2 separate regions of the Homo sapiens genome follow, and region 1 is linked to region 2. The links are chromatin loops, found by intact Hi-C in ENCODE. Cell type or tissue: ascending aorta. All regions are shown on one strand. Links, peaks and the distances in the headings refer to the core of each region. The heading gives the core; the rest is flanking DNA.

Region 1 (11,570 bases), core at 2,354-10,353, 140 kb before region 2:
CTACTTGAGCATGATGTTTTGTTTCTGGCTTTTGGGTGATTTATGTTTTTGTGTGAATGCATTTTAGGCTCTGTTCAGAAGGCAAAGAGGGTTGGAAGAAGCTGAAGGTTAGAGACACATGTTTCCCACCTCCCCACTTCCTCCTGGGTCTCCTCTTCTCTTTCCTCTTGTGCTCCCTTCTCACCCACCCCCTCCACCCACAATGAATCCCCAATTTCTCTCACTTCATTATCTCAGCATCGTATTAGAAGAAAGAGCCGGGCGCGGTGGCTCACGCCTGTAATCCCAGCACTTTGGGAGGCCAAGGTGGGCGGATCACCTGAGGTCAGGAATTCAAGACCAGCCGGGCCAACATGGAGAAACCCCATCTGTACTAAAAATAAAAAAATTAGCTGGGTGTGGTGGCACATGCCTGTAATCCCAGCCACTTGGGATGATGAGGTAGGAGAATTGCTTGAACCCAGGAAGTGAAGGTTGCTGTGAGCTGAGATCACGCCACTGCACTCCAGCCTGGGCAACAAGAGCAAAACTCTGTCTCAAAAAAAAAAAAAAAAAACAAAAAAGAAGAAGAAGAAATATAACTAAACTAATTAAGAGGTGGTTTGGTAGTGGGTAAAAGAGCTCTAAAGTCTAGATTTGGGGTCAGATAACCTTGGTTTATAGTCTCTCTCTCTCTCTCACCAACTAACTGGGTGAATTTGGACCCAGTATTTAGTTTCTCTGAGCTCCAGTTTCTTCAAATAAGGGGATTTAAAATTCCTTTCTGGTTCTACAATTCTATGATAAAATATCAATTCAAGTGAATTCACATTTTTCAAGGGAAAATCCCCAAGTCCGTACCTGCAAGACCCTCTGGTCACCAGAGGTTCATATGCTATCCTCTGCCATGCACAGAGCTCTCCAGCCTCTTCTCTTCTCATTGTCTGGGTCCTCTTCTCCCATCTCCATCTGTCTAAATGTCATCATCATCCTCCAAGTTCAATGTAGAGATCTTCTCTGAAGTCCAAGAGCACTTGCTGTCTACAGCTTGACTAGTTGGACAAGGCCATGTCTTTTGGAGCAGGAAATGAGTGAGTTTGCCACTGCACTATCAAGAATTTTTTTCTTAGTAAATATTGATTGATTGCTAACATGAAATAGTCAATCTGTAATGGCAGGATTAAGAATTCAGCAACATAGCCTAGTATAATAATTATTTGAGAAGCCAACATATCCCTACATCCTCCTCAATTATGTATATAAGATTAGCCTTGGCAGCCCTGTATCCAGGTACGTGTATCAGAGTGCTTTTAACATCCCCAGAACAGTGGGAGAGACTCAGCTCTGTTCACCAAATCACCATTCAGCTTAACATTCACTGAGCACCAGCTTGGTGTCAGGCACTGTGCTAAGTGCTTTACACAAATCATCCCACGTGACCCTCACAATCACTGCATGAGATAGTGAGTGTTATTGTCCCTGCTTTATAGATGAAGAAACAAAAGTTCAGAGGAGTTAAATAACTTGCCCAAGGTCACTAACTACCTTGAGTACTCAAAGCAGTTAGTGACCTTAGTTACTCATAGTAATTGAATATGATTAGTTACAGTAGTTGAAGGCAAGAACCAAATCCGGGCTGTCTGATGCTAGAAACTGAGTCTTACCTAAGGCACCAGACAGCTCCTTACAGTAGGCACACAGACTTCTCCCTCCTGTGGCCTGGAGTCCGGGAAGAGAAACGGGTTGGCAAATAGGTCGTCTGAATACCTCCAGATAGTGTAAGAGTAGGCACAAGATGGGCCAAGGGAAGGCTTGGCCAAGGTAGGCCAAGGGATAGTATAAGGGTAAGCACACAGCAGGGCCAAGGGAAGCCTCCTGAGAAGAACTGGTATCTATATGGAGTTTCCCAAAATGACCCAAGTAAGCCAGAAGAAGCAAGGTGTTCTCCAAGCAAAGGAAACAGCAGAAGCCAAGAAGCAACTGATAAGAGGGGAGAACATGGCTTGTTTATATCAATGCAAGCAGTTTAGCATGACTGCAGGACAGAGGGTAGGGAGAGGAGTAAGGCTGGGGCGGTAGACAGGGGTCATAGTAAAAATGGCCTCATATGCTCATGTAAGACATTTGGGCTTTGTGTGAGAGTAGTGGTGGCCACTGAAGGACTTTAAGCAGAAAAATGATATGATCGATTTCTGCATTAGAAAGATCATTAAGTTTGCTGTGTAGAAAAATGGATGTAGCAGCCACCTTCTTCCTTCCTAACAGAACTCCCAGCTTGTTTAGAAATCCCCCTCTTCTGGGTGGCCAAATGCATTAGGGGGGTTTCCTTGAGGGCTTCTAGAAAGGTTTCCTCCTGTATAAGTGAAGCACACAAGAAGAGATGGACTTTTCTACCTCTGGACTTTGTAGAGACCGGATATGACACCAGGAATGGATGTGGTTATCAATCTACCAGCCTGATGAAGTTACCACATGGGTGAGTTTAAGGTTAAGAGGTGCAGAAAGAAGTAGGGCCAGAGCCTTGGTGGGCTGTTCTGGAGCCTGCCCCTACGAGGAACCTGTGGTTATGTGCAACAGCAAGCCAATTTTAGTCACAGTTTTCTCATAGCCAACAGCATCCTGACTGACATTTCAGTCAGGCCAGAGGCAGGGGGACTGGTGAGGCAGCCATTGTGGTAATCCAAGCAAATAGGATGGTGAATTGGCCTCAGGCAGTGGCCATGGGAATGAAGAGGAGTAGGCAGATCCAGGAGACAGGGGAAGGCTCCATAAAACATGGTGCTTGATAAGGACGTGGGATGATGAGACAGGGTGGAGTTTAGGAATTCCCTCAATCACATTTTCCTCTTGACTTCCATGATGAATTCAGATGTATTCTTGTAATACAGAGCCTTTTTTCAATGTCAGTTTAGACTCAAGAAGCTCTGCTGCTCCCTCCAAGAAGTCTCCAACTGAGACTGCAATGCCACAGGGACAAACCTCCCAGGGGAGAGTGGTAAAAAGAAAGATGCCAGCAGCAGGCTCTCCCTTTGTTTCCATCCAGTTCCTTTTCTTTTCTGTGTTTTTGAGCAGTCGTCGCAGTTTAATTCTGAATTTATCTTATTAGCCCATTCTGGGCTGAAAAGATATCCTCCCACCTACTGACCTCTTTGGAGACTATCTCATGAGTCCAATCCTGAAGAAAGCACCATATCCCAAGGCCTAAAAACCAATAGCTCCGGTTTTCAATCCAGGGCTAGGTCCTGTCTAGGTCCAGGCAGAACACCAGGGCTGGAATTTCTTTCACAGTCTTTGCTGTTTCTTTCACGCAACACTATCTTCAGTGGAGTCTGTGTCTTTCATTTCCCAGGTCGGGGCTCTCTTTTGTCATTGCTGCCATAGGAAAGCCTTAAGGGAAGGCTCGCTGCTACCACATAAAAGCGCACCATTGTCTTGCGGCTGGAGACATCCCACCTGCCTTTACAGATCCACTCTCCACCTTTCTCTCCCTGTGTAGGATGCATGAGGCTAACGCATGAGGTATCAATAGGCTCATTTCCCTGCAGCTTCCAGTTGGGCTGGGCCAATTGCAAGCAGGAGATCAGAGAGAGACAGTACATGGAAGCAAGGGTCTTGATTCCTTTAGCAACTCCATTTGGGGATTCTGCAGATGGGCTGCATTCCTTATACAAAGATCCTAGCGCCTTTAAGGCAAGCTTCTACCCACAGCCCTCTTAATCTTGGGATTTCAGTAACTGCTCTCTCCCCTTGCTCCTTCAGGCCTAGGGTGGAGAGCTGTACCTAGCTATTCATGAACAACTACACTCTCCCTTGTGGCTTCTCTATACCCTGCCCATAACTTTGAAAACAATTCCTTTATTTAACTGTACTCAAAGTATCCCGATTTGAGTATACCATCTCTTTCCTGCAAGATCCTGGCTACTCCCAGCCAGTCCAAGGGCTTTGGAAGTCATCAGTCATCTTATCTTTTTCCATTGACCTTTCACATCTCATCCAATGTTTTTCATTGTGATTGTTTAGGGAATTTGAAAAGACAAGACTAAATATGTAAGGAGCATGATGAAAATCTGACCCCAAGAAGGAGCATGGGAAGGAAGCTTGATTGGAAGCATTCTAGACTGCTAGGCAATCTAGAAGAGATTTGGCAAGGCTGCTGGGGAGTTCTCATGCCAACATCAGCCATCAGAGGAGTCTTTTGTTTCCCAGGAATGGGCCCGCTTTAGTATTCCTGCTATGCTCAGTCACTGGGAGCAACCCACTGGAAGTGTGGCCTCGGTGCAAATATAACAATAGATTTCAGAGCACAGCTACTTCCCTGTGGTTGGAAGTCTGTGAGACACATTCTCACGGCTACTATATTCATGCCATAAACATTTTTAGCACCACTCCTACCTCCTATCACTAACACTCTATTTTTACCTTGCTGTAGCTATTTCTTCCTCAAAGAGGGTTGTATTAAAGTTCCAAATGTGATTTCTCAGTTACAGGGTGATATCAGGATACCCCACTGTGGGAAGGTTGGCCGGCCGTCTCCCAAATGGCCTGACAGTGTATCATTTATTACCTTACAAATTTACAATCATCAGTAGTTGGATAATTAGACTGGTGAGCTCAGACCTGACTTTGTCAACACATCATGCCATGCGTCTCTCAGGGCAGGCTCATGCTAATTACATTCAAAAGGCTGATATAAAACATCAGAATGCCAAGTTATTCACTTCTCGTAAGAAACCATCTTTAGAAGGACAAGAATATCCGAAGTTTCTAGGATCAATACATTCTTTCCCTGTAGGAGCTAAACAGTAATCAGGAGATTACTTGTTGAGTGTGACATCAGATCAAAGAGAATTGGATAAGCCAAAGGTATGCAGTAGCAAAGTAAGCTACTCAGTACATCTTTCATGTCACACAGAGATAGTCTTACAGACAGAATGTGAAGGCACAAACACAAGAGCTATTATACCCCTCTAGATACATTTACCCACTAGGAGTGGCATTGCACCCCCAAAATCCATTGGCTAAGGCTTCTTTTCCATTGGGAAGTGTTTGAATGAGCACCACCAATATTTGTCTCTGTGTCTGTCTTTTTTCTCTGTTTCCACAGTTGCCCATCCCAACCACTGCCTCCCCTTGCACCACCATCCTCCCACTCCCAGCTAGTCCAAGGGCTTTGGAAGTCATCCTGTCTTTTTCCGTTGATCTTTCACATTTAGTCCAATACTACAGTTATTACAGTTAAGCACTTAAAAAGTCAGTCCTGTTTCCCCCATTTCCAAATTTTGGAGGCCCTTAAACACGAACAATAGTCAAATACTATCAACAAAGTTCAGTTTTCTTTTCAGGGCCTTGAGCTGAAAAAAGGAGCCTCACGATATATTCCTGGGTTCACTTGGTTTTCATCCCTGGTAAAACATACCCTTCAACTGTGTTTCCTTTCACCACAAATGGAGTCTGAATGGTTGCTTTTGCCAGGGCCATGGTGAGAAGAGCAGAAGAGCCATCTGCAAACCCTAGCCCTCTCCAATTGGCTGCCTGTTGGAAGGGGAAGTGTAGTTGACCACCTCTAGCTATACACAAAGCCAAGTAATTCTGCAGGCAAACTTCTGTCTCCATGGAGCCTGCCCAGCCACCCTCGCAAGTAGAGAAATTCCTTCTTTCAGTTTGGAAAATGGTCCCAGCTATGATGCCAAACTCTCCTGAGTCATATGTAAATGTAGAAACACATACTCTGTGGTCTTCCTCTGGTCAGACTGTCCTCCTTGGCCTTAGCTTACATTGCTCTGGTAATGTCCTTAATACACTTCACCAGACTACTAGGCAACCAATTGGTTAATACCGTGCAACGAATTCTCCCATTCCACTTTGTGAGAAGGCAGCAAATGAGCCTTGCCGCCATGTCCCAGCATGGTATTTACATGCTTATTACAAGTCCACATGGCCAGTTGGAGGGGCATTTCCCAGCCCCTTGTCTTTGCCTTCTCAGACTAAGAACCAGAGAAGCCGCAAGACTCATTTGTTTTTGGTCAAATGTGGGTAGGGCACGGATTAAATCCTGAGAGTCAGGAAACCCAATTTTCAGGCTGATTTTGTCCTGGACAAACTCAGTAGCTCTCAACAAAACACTTAATCCTTCTGGAATGCAGTTGCCTCCTCCTTTTAAAATAGTAATGTACCATTTGGCCTCACTCACCTCTAGGAACGCTTAAGAGGTAAAAATGTGATAATGGATGTGAAAGTGCCACAAGAGATGTAGAAGATATATAAGGAGCTCTGCCAACCAAAGGACTGCATTTGATACAGTACTTTTTCAAACAAAACAAAAACGTCTCTGCAAGCTGGGGGAATACTTGTGTTTAACCCAAGAAGGAGCCTTCAGCAGATCTCAGCAAATCAAAATAGAATATTCCCATTGAAGAACTCCCTGGGTTTCCTCTGGCCTCACATAACACAGCAATATGCCGGGGCTCTGCGACTTCATTTATTTGGCTCACCCATGCCTCTAGCATCTCCTAAGATGCTTAGAACTTAACTGAGAATACTTTAAGTCACAATCAAAAAGGGTAAGGAGAGGTATATTAGTTAAAACTTTTTTTTTTTTCAGAGACAGGGTCTCACCATGTTTCCCAGGCTGGTTTCGAACTCCTGAACTCAAGTGATCCACCCACCAATGCCTCCCAAAGTGCTGGGATTACAGGTGTGAACCACAGCACCCAGCCAGTTAGAACTTTTTTTGATTTCTATGCATGGAAACCCATCTTTAAATAATTTAGTCAGGCAATGGGAATTTATTGGAGGTGGATTCTCATAACTGCGGGAAGATGTGAAGTGCAGCTGGACTATGAGGACAACTGAATTGGGAACTTACATTCTCTGCCAGTAGAATTTCTCCCCATCTCTCATCTGCCACTCCATGCTTCATTCTCTTAAAATGATCTCTTTAACAGGTAGGTCACATGGTCACATTTAGATTCCAGGCCTCAGAGCCCACATCTTCACCTCCAAAATGAAACCAGCTCTCTTTTCTTAGTTCCAGTTTGAAAAGTTCTGGGGAACAATCGTGGTTAATTTGGTTTGTCTCAGATGGCCACTCCAGGACCAATGAACCATGCCCAAAGGAGCAAATTACTGCAACTGGTCAAATTAAGCCAGGTTCCACCCCTGATCCAATGGCTGGAAGTAGATTAGGAGCTAGGGTCAATAGTCCAGACATGGCCACAAGGGACAACTCTGTGATTTACAGTCCTTCTGTAACTATAATAGGTTCATTGCCTGATGCACAGTGAGTCAGCATACTGAGACACTGGGGGTTGCAGCAGAGAAAGAGTTTAATAATCATAGGACAGCTAAAGGAGAAGATGAGAAAAAACCTCAAATCCATCTCCGCAAGAGGTTTGGGGATACTGTTTCTAAGGAGTCTGTACAGGTGATGGACTAACGTGTAGGGATTGTTGATCTGTTGAGAAGTGAAGGGTGAAGTCACGGGACAGGCAGCGTATTGAAGAAACCGCATTCCTATGCTGAATTGGTTCCTTGGTGAGGGTCTTTACATTTGTTGGCGTCAGCCATTCTGCTGGATTTGAAAAACGCCCTAAGCAATTCATGGGTAAAATGGTCTATTGTCAGAGATTCTATCTATAGGAATAATGGGTTCCAGATGGGTGCAGGTAGTCAGTGTGCTATTATATGACTCTTAGTTAGCAACTGCAAGGGAGTGGTCAAAATGTGCCCTGGTCAATGCCTAAAGATAATTCTGCCTAAAACCTGACTTGTAATTCTCGTTAATCCCGTGATGGTGGTTTTACTTGCCAGAAAATGGGGCATTAGTGGAAATTGGGCAGCCAATCTAATTGCAGGAAGTGAAGGGGAGCTGCTGAAAATGCCTCTGTATTTTTTTTTTTTTTTTTTTTTGAGATGGAGTCTGGCTCTGTCGCCCAGGCTGGAGTGCAGTGGCGCCATCTTGGCTCACTGCAAGCTCTGCCTCCCGGGTTCATGCCATTCTTCTGCCTCAGCCTCCCAAGTAGCTGGGACCACAGGTGCCCGCCACCATGCCTGGCTAATTTTTTGTATTTTTATTTTTTTAGTAGACACGGGGTTTCACCGTGTTAGCCAGGATGGTCTTGATCTCCTGACCCCGTGATCTGCCCACCTCAGCCTCCCAAAGTGCTGGAATTACAGGCGTGAGCCACTGTGCCCGCCCAAAAATGCCTCTGTTATTTTTATCTAAGTTGGAGTCAAACTTGTCCAAGAAATGCGGAGACTGGATGCAGAATCTACCAACACTGCACTTGGCTGTGCCTTGCTCAGAGACGTGAAAGTTCTTAGGGCCTTGTCTGGTTCTGTTAGATCATCATAGGTTTAACATGTGAGGGGTTTAGATAGATGGGGAATAAAAATCACTCCAGATATTTGCCAGTATTTCTCTAAGAATTTTGGCTTTGTGATCATATAGATGTTATCATTCTTCCTCCTCCCCCTTCCCAAGCATCTCAAGTCATAGTACAAACCACCAGTTTTGTATTAATTCATTTCCATGACAACAAATTGCTATTCTTTCTCTTTTTCCCTTCCTCTATCACTTACACATGATATAGAAACGGTAGCAAATGTCAATATATTTTCACACCAAGAGTAAGGACTTGTGCTAACAATACCAAAAAAATGTGCCTCATTAACTTTTACCAAATGCTAGGAAAAAAACAAAACAAGTATATACATGAAGAGGTTGGTATTTTCTCCCAGAGATCAAATTACATTTAATTCTTCCAAAAAAGCAGTAAAGCAAATGAAACTCCTTTTAAAATACAATTAATTATAGGCCAACTCCTTTGGAATTGTAATAATTTTTATTCTGTCGTAGAGCTTCTTTCACAATGACTTTGCATTTCAGGTACAGAGACTGCACAGAATCTCCCAGAAGACCTTAGTCAATGCAGAATTAAATGGAAAAATTCCACTTTTGTCAAAGGTGAAAAATCTGGCTTTCCTTACATGCAGAACCTCTAGAGACATCAACATGGTCTGTATGAGCAACCTCAGCAAAAAAAAAAAAAAAGCCTCATCTGATAGACTGTCAGTCACAGAAATAATAAAGGAAAGAAAGAAGAGAGGAAGCTGTATTTTATTTTAATATAATTACTCTTTTTGCTTTCCTAATACGACAGTGTGAACATACATTGGGCTGTTTCTCAGTGACAAAACTGGCTACCATGGCAATAAATGCTCTTTACTTACTTCTGGGTTTTATAAGATGTCGGTCACTGAAAGAACAATGTGGTGTGTAAAATCAACCTCTTTCTAAAATAGGTGAAAAATAACCGAGTTGCGAACTTTGAACTGCTTAAGAGTATGCACTTGACGATAGTAGTGAGTTGATTGGAGGTCCCCCTCCCCAAATATGCCCATGTCCTAATTCCCAGAACTTGTGAATGTGTCCTTCTTTGAAAGAAGAGTCTTGGAAGATGTAATTAAATTAAGGATCTTAAGGTGAGGAGGCCATCCTGGATTATTTGAGTCTGCCCTAAATACCATGACAAGTGTCCTTATAGGAGACACACAGAGGAAACCCACAGAAGAGGAAGAGGCAATGCGACCACAGAGGCAGGGGTTGGAGTGATCTGGCCACCAGGTTCTGGAAGAAACCAAGAACAGATTCCCCCGAGAGCCCCTGGAGGGAGTGTGGCCCTGCCAACACCTGCGTTTTCGATTCTGGCCTCCAGAACTGTGAGTTTATCAATTGCCATTGTTTTAAGCCCCTGAGTTTGGGGTTATTTGGTATGGCTGCCCCAGGAAACAGATGTAGTAACCCACACAGTTTTTGAAGCCAGGAGACATAAAGAACAATTTAATCATTCAACAGTGTAAGCCCGCTGAAAGAAGATTGTAATGGTTGGTGTCTGAACTTCACACATCTTGCAGGAACAGGCTTCCCATAAAGGTTTAGACGTTGGTGTAGTAGACTTCCCACTTGAGGATGAGCTCCAAGGAGAGAACGTTCCTTCAGCACGTACCAGGCGTCAGACACTGTGCGGGTGTTTGCTCTGCATTTTCTGTAGGAGATTGTAGCATTCATATTCACTGGCCCACATCTGCCCACATTTCAGATAAAGGCTGCTCTGTCAGTCTGAGCCCCGAAGTAAAGATGAGGAGCTTGAGAGGCACATGTAGCAGGAGTTACAACAAAACAACGGAGTTTTAGGGCTTGTTTATCACAGCAGCACAGCCTCACCTGTCCAGAATGACAACCTTGTCTAATCTTCTTAATGACTTCATGGAGTGGATATCATCATATTAATTGTATTTATTTAGTTTTTGAGACAGAGTCCCATTTTGTCACCCAGGCTGGAGTGCAGTGTGGCCCAATTGCAGCTCACTGTAGGCTTGTCTTCCCAGGCTCAAGTGATCCTCCCACCTCAGCCCTCTGAGTAGCTGGGACCACAGGTGTGTGCCACAATGCCCGGCTAATTTTTGTATGTTTTGTAAAGATGAGCGTTTCACCATGTTGCCCAGGCTGGTCTCGAACTCCTGAGCTCAAGCGATCTGCATGTCTCGGCCTCTCAAAATGCTGGGATTACAGATGTGCATTTTCATTTTAGAAATAAGAAAACTGAGACTCAGAAAAATTCATTACATTGCTCAAAGACACAGCTAATAAAAGGCAGAACTGGATCTGACATCTTAAACAGGGGGATTAGTACAACTTTTTGAGTTGAGGTGATATACAAAAACATGTAAATTCAGCAACATTAATCTATGTGGAATGTAGAATAACTTGAAAGAAAGAAGGTGGGAAGACGAGATCAGCAGTTATGAAGTAGAGAGAATTCACAGAAAAACTAGGCACACTCATCCAGGCTGGCTGCCACAAGGAATCCTAAAGAGCTGTGACAAGAGAGGGAGAGGCCTAGACTTGAGCCAGATTGAAGTACAAAACAGAGAGACAGAGGCATAAATGCTGGGAATCCGTGCAGGAAAGTGTCAGAGGGTTCCAGAATCAGACAGTCCTGCAGTCGAGTCCTGCTTCTTAAGCTCTAGGTTCTCACCGGGAGATGGGGTAATCACAGTACATTTCTCCCCAGGCTGCTGGGTAGATTAAAAGAGATGAGATAGCCTCGGCACAAGGAAAACCTCACTGAGTACTAGTTGTGGTGGTTGTTATTTCTAAATTTACTTCAGGTGTGGTTCTATGCTTTGATCCTTGAGAGTGAATTCAAAATTCTGGGTGATGACTTTATCTAAAAATTGCTTGTGAGGTCTTAGGAGACGTCAACATTTTATAGAGCGATTTCTTTATAGGTGGTTTTAACAGAGCATTAAGAAAATGCTCTTTCCTCTATAATCCATGTCCTTTGAAGGAGAGATTCTTTAGGGAGTTAAAAATCTCATTGTAGTCAAACTTCATGGAGAGAGAAGGTAGGCAGAAAAGAAAATCAAAGTCAAGAGAGTTCCATGTTTTTCTTAGTACAAGAAGGAGGGAGGGATGGAGAGAGGGAGAAAAGGATGGAGGGAGGGAGGGAGGAATGGAGAGATGGAGGGAGGGATAAAGGGAGGAAGGGATGGATGGACGGATGGAAAGAGGGAGGGAGGGAGGAAGG
Region 2 (11,570 bases), core at 1,685-9,684:
TGCCTACAATGAGGGGAAAGTCAGTCATTGTTTTCAAAAGTATTTTAAATGCAAAAGATAAAGAAACAATTCCTCCAAAATTCTAAGGGGAATAAAGTATAGTGCATAAATATTACTCCTAGGGATGATATTGAAGTATAAAGGTAAGGTAATCATCAGATATTCTTGAACATGAAAAAAAACTAAAAAATTCATCGTTCAGGAGCCCTCCTTGAAAAGTCTTGACAATCTAGTCAGTGCAATGCATAAAATAAAGCTATCAGCAGTGCATACCAATGGGGGGGCCAGTGAAAATGGTTTGCTTCAGATGCAGGCAATAAAGGATGCAGTGTTTATAGAGAATTTTAAATTAGTAACAAAACCATTAAAAGTCTGTCTGTTTTTCACATCACCATGTGCAGGCAATTCTAAACAATGCAAATGATAAAATACCCCTCCCCTCTGCCAGGCAGTCTCCACTAAGCCCCTTGATCTGTTCCTCAATATCAGTACCAGGAAAGCCATAGGAAAAAGATTAGTACTGGGCACTGAATTCATTTAAATATAAAACTAATTTTAGGCTGGGCATGGTGGCTCACGCCTGTAATCCCAGCACTTTGGGAGGCCGAGGCAGGTGGATCACCTGAGGTGGGCAGCTTGAGACTAGCCTGACCAACATGGAGAAACCCCGTCTCTACTGAAAATACAAAATTAGCCGGATGTGGTGGCGCAGGCCTGTAGTCCCAGCTACTTGGGAGGCTGAAGCAGGAGAATCACTTGAACCTGGGAGGTAGAGGTTGTGGTGAGCTAAGATTGTGCCACTGCAGTCCAGCCTGGGTAACAAAAGCGAAACTCCGTCTCAAAAAAGAAAAAAACCAAACTAATTTTAAACAACTGAACATAACATTATATACTTCAACTATATGAAAATAACATAACTAATCAAAATCAAAGCTAGATTATAGAATAGAATGTAAATATTATATACTTGACTATGTGAAAACAGCAATGTAACTAACTAAAATCTAAAGGGAAGGAAGGAAGGAAAAAGAGTGAAAGTTCTTAATGACCTTATTTATCATGGCAGAAAGGAAGTCCATACTGTCTAGTATGAAAATGATAGCATCAGGATAACCTAAGTAATCTATGGTTAAAAACAAGTCCCAAGTCTCAGTGACCTAACCGATCAAGAGTTCATTTCATGCTCATACTCCCTGCACTGCAGGCCCATGGGGGTAAGGGCTGTGCCTTTCACGTGCCGGCTCTGCACTCTGTGCTGTGTTGATCTTATGCGCCCACCACATTAACATGAGCACCCAGGCTCACCAAGGTGATAGAAGAAAGGGTGAGACTGGAGACCCGGTAATTAAATGCATTCATCCATAATGGTCGTTTCTGCTCATGTTGTGTGACTAAAGCAAGCCACAAGGTCACATCTAACTTGAAGAGACTGAGCAAATATGATTCTCCTATATCCCAGAAGAGGAAGAAAACTGGGTGAACAGCAACAGTGCCTACCACAAAAACATAATTGGAAAAAAAAACACAAAATGAAAACCAGCAAGTTCTTATCTCTTTACTTAACCATAGAGGGGGAAAAAATAACATTTTTATGTGAAAAAATGTTTGTTCAAAGTTCAGTAATTCCTTAATTCTCACTTAGTTTTCTCCAGTTAAAATCAGGTAAAATTAAGTGTAATGGTTTTTACATTTAAAAATTAGTGTGTATAGCTGAGGCAGTGGCTCATGCCTATACACTTTGGAAGGCCAAGGGGGGAGGGTCGCTTGAGTTCAGGAGTTCAAGACTAGCCTGGGCAACATAGGGACACCCCTCAATCTGTACAAAAATAAAAATAAAAAATTAGCCAGGCATGGTAGTGCATGCCTGTGGTCTCAGCTACTTGGGAGGCCAGGGTGGAAGGATTGCTTGGGCCTGAGAGGTGGAGGCTGCAGTGAGCTGTGAGAGTGCCACTGCACTCCAGCCTGAGTGACACAGGGAGACCCTACCTCAAAAAAATAAATATAAATAAAAACTTAGCCTGTATCATATGATCACTCTTCTTTGAAAGCATATCTATCTCTCCATCCATCTATCTTCCCATCTGCAAACATGCTTAGGGTGGTATCTAACACAACGTTTCTTTAATATTAATGAGGCTTATTTTTAAATGATAGAATTTATGATTTGTTTCTTTTTACTTTTCTACATCCCTTGGATTCCTTATAATGAACACTTAGCATTTGTGTAACACAATAAAGTCATGAGAAGTTTTGCCACAAAGGCAAAAGAGCCTGCAGCCCAAGAAAGTCATAATGTGGCCCTGCTTCTAATATTTCTAAATCACAAATTCAGTGGCAGATGGCAAAAATTACATGTACTTCAAAACTACCTTTTGAAGTTAAAAGCAGAGTACAGATGTTGAGAGACAAAATTCCAAGTGCCTTGTCTGTTTACCAAAATGCTCAGATAACTATTGTAAGTTCAACATTAATGACAACACTGCTTCTTCACAGGTTATTAGCAAAAGACATTTAAGATTCCTTTATATAGAAGTCGTATATGTGAACATAATATTTTGCATTCTTCAGTCTTCCCCCTTTTCTAAATAGGGAAAATGAACTCCTTAATCACGTAATTATTTCCTACTGATGATTGTTCTCCAAAATTTTCAAAATTGTTTAAAAATACTTATAACTTTAGTTTCATCTTCAATATCAAATATATAAATATGTAAACAGATATTAAAGCTGAAGAAAACAAGGTGGCCTATGGTTCCTTGATATTATCTTTGCTGCTGTTTACTAAGTAATAAAGAGTATAGAGAAAGATTAAGAAGCTTCAATTGCATATTATAAACTATAAAATAACAATTCTGATGGACTTATGTTTTCCTTATTAATGCCAAACCTGCCTAGAAGAAGGGTAAGATTATCAGTAACGCTAAGAAGGCAGCTGACTTCAGGCATCAAAAGCATATTTCTTTCATGGAGTTCAGCTGTGTTGAGTGGCTTGGCAGTAAGACCAAAGAAATGAAAAAAGTATGGATGTCACGCAAATTTACCAAGCAAAATCCTTCAAAGCTGTGACTCAACAACAATCTTATAAATGAAACTTTCAGTTCTCTTATTAGCATCCTAGGAAGAGAGAGAGAAGGCAGGCTTTTAAATTTGCTGTCTTCCCAAAGCTGTAAGGGGCAGTGATATGGTGATTGACATATTAAGAATCAAAATAACTTCATTAGATTGATGGAATGATCCTAACAAGATTTGTCATGGGATAAATGTGATATCATCAAGTTAAAAAAATCAATCATAAATGTATACAATGTTTTCAACCTGGCTATAATGCTGTTCAGAAGGAAAGGTTCAGATGTTTTCACTGACTGCAAATACACTATCACCCTAGCAAAAAACCCAAAACCAACCAAAAACTTGACAGCAAACTTGGTTCCATTAACACACAAGTTTGGAATCAGGAACAAGGAAGATGACTGTCTCACAGAATCCACATCAATCAAACAGACCACTTCCAAATCAGTGACCTGACTGCATGTGATACAGACAGATGCAGGCAAAGCCTGATCACAGGGTCTACCCAAAGACGCTAACCTGCAAGCAGGTATTAACTCAGCATGAAAGCATGTGGCATATACCGCAGTGAACTAAGAGTTAAAGGAAGATGAGAGCTGTATCTTTCTTGTTCACAGCTAGCCCCTAGCACAATGTCTGGTAGGAAGCAGATCCCAAGAAGTATCGTTTAAGAGAGTAATTTAAAACACTTGTGGAGCAGTTGCATTTTGGGTAGCAGCTGCATTCCCCGTGCAGCTGCACATAATGCAAAACTAACCTGACGAAGCACAGGAGGTGCTGCCATGCAGATTCACAGATGGGAATCCCATTTGGCTTTGAAATTGTGTGATTCTTGATATGTTTTTAATTTTCTAGGATTTGCAATATTTCAAATAAAAAAAATTATTAAAAAATTTCATTCTTCAGAGACATGGTCTTGCTATGTTGCCCAGGCCAGAGTGCAGTGGCTGTTCACAGGTACAATCCCACTACTGATCAGCACAGGAGTTTTGACCTGCTCCTTTTCTGGCCTGGGGTGGTCCACTCCTCCTTAGGCAACCTGGTGGACCCTGCTCCCAGGAGGTCACCATATTGATGCCGAACTTAGTGCAGACACCCATCTGCATAGTGCACTACAGCCCAGAAGTCCTAGACTCAGGTGACCCTCCTGCCTCAGCCTCCTGATTAGCTGGGACTCCAGGCACAGGTTAATGTGCCTGGCAATGTTTCAAATTTTGTGCCTAAAGTGAGAATTCAGTGAAGAATTTTATTAGTGAATTCAAATATGCCCAATCTCACATAAAATACAATGGCACCCTGAAGACAGACATATTGATTTAGCAAATATTAATTGAGGCCTGCTATATTGCCAAGTACATTTTAGGTGCTAACGATACAGAAATGGGCAAATTTAGCTATTTCTGTAAATTGTTTGGAGATTGTCTAAAGCATCTCTGTGAAACTTAGGCTTCAACACGACCTTTTCTAGACCAACTCACTTATTTCAATGAAGGAGATAAAGTCAAGAGAATTAAAGTCACTTGCTTAGTCTCATGATTACTGTGGAGCTCAGTCAGTAATAGAGTGATTTGCAGATGATTATCCTAGCAAGTATTCAGTACCTACTTAGTTCAGTACCTACTTAGTGTTGCAAATAAGCAGGTGAAGGGGCATATTTATAAAGGACTGCAGAAATAACATAGGCTTATCCTTAATAAATATTCTTTTAATCTCCTTGTTAACATTCTCAAAATCAAACAGTTTTCCAGATTCTGTTTTTATATATGTTTAACCAAAATTTTCTTTTAAAAGTTTCCTTTAAAAGAAGCAGGTGCATGTGTGTGTGAGAGAGACTGAAAAAAAGTTTAACAAAACAAAAAATACTTACCTTCACTACCTGCTACCTTCTTTTATTTTAAATTGATTTCATGTTCCACTAACAGGTAGCAAGGTTTGACCAACACTGTTCTAGAGCAGATTCAGCTGGCTAATTCTTACTCTACATTCAATAATTAGCTCACATGTCATCTCTTCGAAGAAGCTTTCTGGGAGCCTTCCAAGCGTAAATCAGCCATCCTCTTCTTGGAGGGCCTGAAATAAGTGACAGCGAAGATTCGAGGAAGGGGCAGATTCAGGTGAGAGTAGGTGGTGGCACTGGGATGCCTCTCTCTGCCACGCCTGAGCTCCACATTGAAGCAGGAGCCTCTAGAACCCGTGGCAGGCTCTCCCCACCACTGGTCAATTTCCTGTGCACCCAGCATTTCCTGGCACATCAGGAGTGCTCCATAAGCAACTGTTGAAATAACCGCCGGGCGTGGTGGCTGATGCCTGTAATCCTAGCACTTTGGGAGGCCGAGGTGGGCGGATTGCCTGAGGTCAGGAGTTCAGGACCACCCTGCCAACATGGTGAAAACCCCTCTCTACTAAAATACAAAAAATCAGCCAGGTGTGGTGGCGGGCACCTGTAATCCCAGCTACTCAGGAGCCTGAGGCATGAGAATTGCTTGAACCTGGGAGGCAGACATTGCAGTGAGCCAAGATCATGCCATTGCACTCCAGCCTGGGTGACACAGCGAGGCTCCATCTCAAACAACAACAACAACAACAAAAAACCAAAACTTTAGGGAGCTGATGAAAGAGCTGACCCTAAAAGCAAATAAAAGAGCCCATCCATCAGAGGCTGCACAGTGGTAGCAATGGACTGAATTTGGCCCGTAGATGTGTTTCATTTGGCCTGTCCAGTTCAAAAAACTACAGAAAGAGCATTTAAAAATTGAGAGGTTTCACAAAATTCCAGATTTGTAGCTTTGCTTGTCAGCTCACCAGAGCCATCCTCATCCTGGCTACCCCCAGCATCCACTCTCCTACCACGCATGAGAAAGCCCAGTCACTGAGCTGATCTCCCGGGTCCAGGAACTTGCAAGCCTTATAGGGGTTTGATTTCTGCCTCCTGTACCAGATAATGGTAGAAAATCCTACACAGCATAATAGTCTAAAGCTTGGTGGATGAGCCTCCAGCCAGCTGGGGGAAGGAGAGCATAACAAAACAGACTCTTTTCACTCAAGGCAGCACAAACCCTCCCATGTGTCTGTGGTCTTTTCCCAGGGGTAAAAGACTGCCTGAGATAACTGTCTTTCCTCTCTCTGGAATGACATTGAAAAAAAAAAAAAAGGTGAAATCATAGGAAATAAGGACCAGAATTAGAACATTTTATTTTTCCTTGTATCCTTTGGCATCAAATAACACTATTTTTCACAGATGGGTTTTCAATAAACTTCGGAGCAAGGCTGTGGAAAATTTTTTAAATGCTGTATGGGTCTTAAAATGCCAGTTGTTCACATATAAAAATGTGTTTCCTCCCATGAACACATCCCCCTGGAAAGCTCAATCACTCCCGATCAAAATGACTTCCAATCAAAATCCAAACATATTTTTAAAAATAGAAATTGACAAGCTGATTCTAAAATTTATAAAGAAATGTGAAGACCTTAGAAGAGCCAAAATAATTTTGAAAAAGAATGCAGCTGGAATAATTACACTCCCTGATTTTAAGACATCCTAAAGCTATAGAAATTGACAGTGGGTATTAGTGAAAAGGTAGACAAATAGATCAATAAAACAGGAGAAAGTTCAGAAATAGATTTACACCCATGTGGAAACCTTTTGACAAAGGTGCAAAGGCAGTTCAATGGAGAAAGGATAGTTTCTTCAACAAGTGATGCTAAAACAACTGACTCTCCATACGCACAAGCACACATGTGCATACACACATGCAGACATACACAAGAATTTAAGGCATACCCCATATCATACACAAAAATTAATTCAACATGGATCATAGACCCAAATGGAAAACCTAAAACTATGGAACGTCTGGAAGAAAACATAGATGAATTATTTGCTTAGCTTAGGCAAAGACTTCTTTAAAATGGCACCATACTAAAAGCATGATCCATAAAAGAATAAATTGATAAGCTGGATGTCATCAAAATTTAAAACTTCTGCTATTTGAAAGACACTGTTTAGAAAATTAAAAGACAAACCACTGACTAGGAAAAAATATTTGCAAATCATATCTTGTAAAGGACTTGTATACATATATATATACAAATAATTCTCAAAGCTTAACAAAAATAACCCAATTTTTTAAATGGGCAAAGATTTGGACAGACACTTCAGCTAAGAAGATACATGGATGGCAAATAAATACTTAAAAAGACACTCAACATCACTCACTAGAGAAATGTAAATTAAAATCACAATGCAATACCACTCTACTCAAATTAGAATGCTTGCCAGTCACAGAAAGACAAATACTACATGATTCCACTTATTTGAGGTATCTAATATAGTCAAACTCATAGAAACGGAGAATAGTGGTTGCCAGGAGGGAACCACTACTGGGGGAAGGGGGAAATGAGGAGTTGCTGTTCAACAGGTATGCTTTCATTTATGCAAGATGAGTAATTTCTAGGGATCTGTAACATTGTACCTATACTTAACAATACTGTATTGTGTAGATCTCATGTTAAGTGTTCTTACCACAATAAAATTGGTTAAAATAAAGAAGACTGAAGACAATGTTGGCATAGATATGGAAGAAACGGAACTCTCATACACTGCTGATAGAATCATAAAATGGGACAAACACTTTGGAAAATGATTTGGTAGTCACTTAACACGTTAAACATACATCTACCATATAGTCTAGCCATTTCACTTCTAGGTGTTTAATAAAGAGAAAAGAAAGCCCATGTCCATGCAAAGACTTGTAAATGAATGTTCCCGGCAGCTTTATTTGTAATAGCCGACGAAACAAATGTCTGTCGACAAGTGAATGCATAAACAAACTATGGCATATCTGCAAAATGAAATACTGTCCTACATTAAAAAGGGACAAAGTATTAATATGCACTTCAACATGGACAAATCTAAAAATAATTATGCGGAGTGCAAGTTGCCAGACAAAAGAGAATGCTGTAGAACTCCATTTATGTGAAATTCTAGGAAATGAAACCAACACATAATGACAGAAGGCAGATCCGTGTTTGCCTGGAGATGGGGGTGATGGGAAGAAGGAATTATAGAGGGACATGAGAAAACTTTTAGGAGTGTTGGATAGGTTCATCATTCTGACTGTGGCAATGGTTTCATGGGTGTATAAGTGTGTGGAAACATCAAATTACATACTAAGAACTTGTGCAGTTTACTGTATGTCAATTATACCTCAATAAAGCTGGGGGTTTTTTTGGGTTTATTTTGTCCCCTTCTTGTCCCTGGCCCCACTTCACTGGGTTAGGTCCTGTTCCCTAGACTCTCCCAGAATACTGCAGGATGGCCATCACAGTCTTGATCACTGTGGATAGTTTTCATCTAATTATTAGGTTGAGTCATTTGAAATTGCCAATATTCTACCATTTCTGGTCTACAACAATGGCAGTTTCACATGGCTCAACCTAACACTTGCTTGCCAGCCATACCTGACAGTGAGCTCGCTGAGGTCTGGGAGTGTCTGGTTCAGCGATGTTTGCTGTGTGAAGATGGTGATACTCTGAAAGTTCTCTCCAGCCACTTCTCTGTTGGGTTATCATAAGGAGCTGAGAAAAAGACTCCGTGGGCCCTGCCTTACAGCCTTCTCCCTTTCATCCATTTAAAAATCACTCAAACACCCGGTACTGTAAGACCTCCTTTTTGCACAGTTTTAAAACTTCCCATTTGGAAATCATCTTTCAAAGCAACAGAAACACACCCCTAGGCTGCTGGAAGCAGAGGATATAGCTTTGAAAATGTAAAAAGTATTAAACGTTTAAAACAACTATAAATCACAGGAAGACTTGGGATCCTGACATCTCTCCGAGGAAAAATTCCAGAGGCTGCAGCACTTTAAAATAATATCATGTGCTTTGGTTCTAGTCTTGGCTGCTTCTCCCTTGGAACAACAAAAAGAATCGTGCCAGCTATTAAAGGCGGTTTTGTTATATAATGCAGTTAATCTCACATACTCTTCCCTGTGGGATTTAACCCAAGTTTCACAGCGGTCTATTTTATTTAGCATTGATAGTTTTATTCATTTCTTATTAAAGAAATCTTTCCACAAAATTGGCTGCTCTCTCAGCCTTGGCTTGAGAAGGAAGAATATCTGAATTAAAAATCTGTGCAACAGATGGACCTCAGTTACAAAGAATATCTCTGGCTTCAGAAGTCCCTCATAGAGGCAGGTGTCAAGCATGTTAATAAGTTCCGGGCTTTCAGATTTTCCTGAAGACAGTTCAGCCCTGCCATTCATGTACTTTATAGGTAGAAGAGAAAATAAAAGCACAGAATTCCAAAAATACTTGTCAGATTCTAGGGATGTATTTGTCTCACTTTTTGTTCATTTAAAAGGAACTGTGCTTGTATTAATGGGGAAGACAAAACCATCAGGGAGATGGAAGGAGGAGGCCATGTTGCCGATATGCCTGTCTTCCTCTGTGGCATCAAAGGGTCTGAAAAGTTAGGGAGAGAGGTACTGGACATCCTGCTTGCCCTTTTTTGGTGTCAGTGGCTCCACCTTTTGCCGGAAAGAGGTTAAGCAAAATAGGTTCTCATAGCCTAATACTGCTGTGCTTCTCCTAGGCTTAGCCAGCCCTATGTTTTATCTCCTAGCTATTGGGTGGATAACAGAGAAGAGAAATAAGAGAAGTCATTTCCCTCTCCGCTGTATGACAAATATGACACATGCTCCATTCCAAGCTTAGAAACAGTTTCCAACACAGCCCCTTCCAGTTCAGAGAGTTTTGAAATAAGTGTGCTCCCTCCTCCTATCATTTTAAAACAAGGAGAAAGGAAAACAAAGGAAACACTTTTACTCTTAAAGCCATCGCCACAAGATAGGTATCACCATCATCTTCTCCCAAGGGGTCACTAATATTTGGAGAAGCTGAATAACTTGCCCCAAATCACTCAGACTAGTAAGTGACAGAGCCTGTCTGGCTCCAGGTCTTTCTGGCTCCAGAGTCAGTGCTCTTCTAGATGATTCTCTATGTCTTGCTAAGTCTCTGGTTAGATGAATGTTGACAAATCTCTTGAGTGAGAAAGAGGATTACTGGGCAGTAATTTCGGGCTAGTTCAAGTATAATTCCCAGACTATGCAGATACCAGAGACATCTAAATGATTGAGCCTAGAACCAACGCGGGAAGAAAATGACTACAGAGAAGAGTGCTCCCTTAATTCATTTTACAGCCTGAGGGAAACTGCCCTCATCAAATAGTTTTGGGGTTAGATGTACTTTAACAAAAAATACCAACAGCAAAAACTTATTTTCATGATCGATTTGGAACAAGCCCCATGTATTAATGAATATATACTTGTGAAAACTATCTGAGCAAAAAGATAATGTAAACATTTAATTGGCAAAAAGACGGGTGGTCCAAAGAGACAGCTGTAATTCACTCCGCCTCCCTCTGCATGCTTCACTCTGTCCAGGGGCAGCTTTTACCTCCTGCTGGGCTATCACATTCCATGGACAGAAGGGCCATTCCCCCTGGGCAGGAGACACAGACACCACAATCAGCATTTAAAGTTCTGGTAAATAAACATTATCACTTCTAAGAGTGACTGGCTTCAGGAATACCACTCGGCAGAAGGCTAGGTTTCAGCTTCAGCTCGGATAATGTATCATAGAATGATGCATTCTAATGCATTCTTCGGTGTTAACACGACAGTTCCCTAAGTAAACTGAACTCTAGTAAATATACTCTTCAAAGCAATTTTTTGACTTCTTTTCCAGCAGCAAGGTACTTCTTTTAAAAGGAAAGAAATAAGCAAAACAACACAAAAACCCCATGTAATATTCTTTTAGCCTGCTTCCTGGTAGTGTGTGTGTGTGTGTGTGTATGTGTGTGTATGAGTGTGTGTGTGTTTTCCAAAGAGCACAGAAGCAGCTTTTATGGTTAGAAAATTGAAGTGCTATCAAACCTAGGAAATTATAGGGATGAAAAATGAAACAGCTTATCTACATATGTCCCATCTGCTTTTGGCTTTGTGTTTTGCACAATCCATTACTGGAAGCATTGGAAAGTATGCTGAGACACTGAAAATGAGACCGGGGTGTGTCCTACAGCAGCCTAGAGGTGAGGGTAACATTGCCACTGAGCTTACACCAAAACTCACAGACTCAAAGGAGAGTTTCCAGGAAACATCAAAGTAGGGTATTACAAATAAAAACAAAACACACACCAAACGGAGCCAGTGTTTTGGAACACGGTAAAAAGCAGCTTTCCATTCACTGGGGAAACGCCATGTATTTCATTATTTTGTCAGTTTGGGTCACTGTGTTCTCCACAACTCAGCATTTTTACTGCAGAGAGTTGTTCCCAAGCTGCTTCAACTGTAGACTCTCTGATATTTGACAATTTCCCGGCCTGTGCAGCTAGGTTTTAATGATTCGAGTTCCTTCTAGTACAGTCTCTTTAGACTTCTCCATTCCAACAGCCTTGCTTCTTTCTCTTCTGACTATTACTCACTCCACTTCCCACCTCT

What was found. Peaks named below come from ENCODE experiments on the same cell type or tissue, not always from the same donor. Only the 100,000 strongest peaks of a DNase experiment are listed, where the experiment ranks them.
Region 1: it touches region 2 in a loop (2.3-fold over the local background); 3 of 110 quality-filtered maps call a loop at or near these places.

What each region holds. Positions count from the first base shown.
Region 1 is chr12:93,967,146-93,978,715 of GRCh38, reverse strand. LOC105369912 (a long non-coding RNA gene) reads left to right here. Exons shown (of 3, transcript XR_001749263.2): 3 at 8,867-9,040. Among named protein-coding and RNA genes, the nearest start is that of PLXNC1, 180 kb to the left of the region's middle. In ascending aorta, for the core only: no CTCF peak of the experiment used is centred there; DNase peaks (open chromatin) are centred at 5,635 and 5,899; H3K27ac peaks cover 2,018 bases.
Region 2 is chr12:93,823,776-93,835,345 of GRCh38, reverse strand. The region is part of intron 2 of CRADD (CARD and death domain containing adaptor protein); the gene reads right to left. It also overlaps the pseudogene RN7SL630P. Among named protein-coding and RNA genes, the nearest start is that of CRADD-AS1, 92 kb to the right of the region's middle. RefSeq lists enhancers at 10,419-10,713, 10,228-10,963. In ascending aorta, for the core only: a CTCF peak has its summit at 6,111 (motif pointing right); a DNase peak (open chromatin) is centred at 9,625; H3K27ac peaks cover 1,798 bases.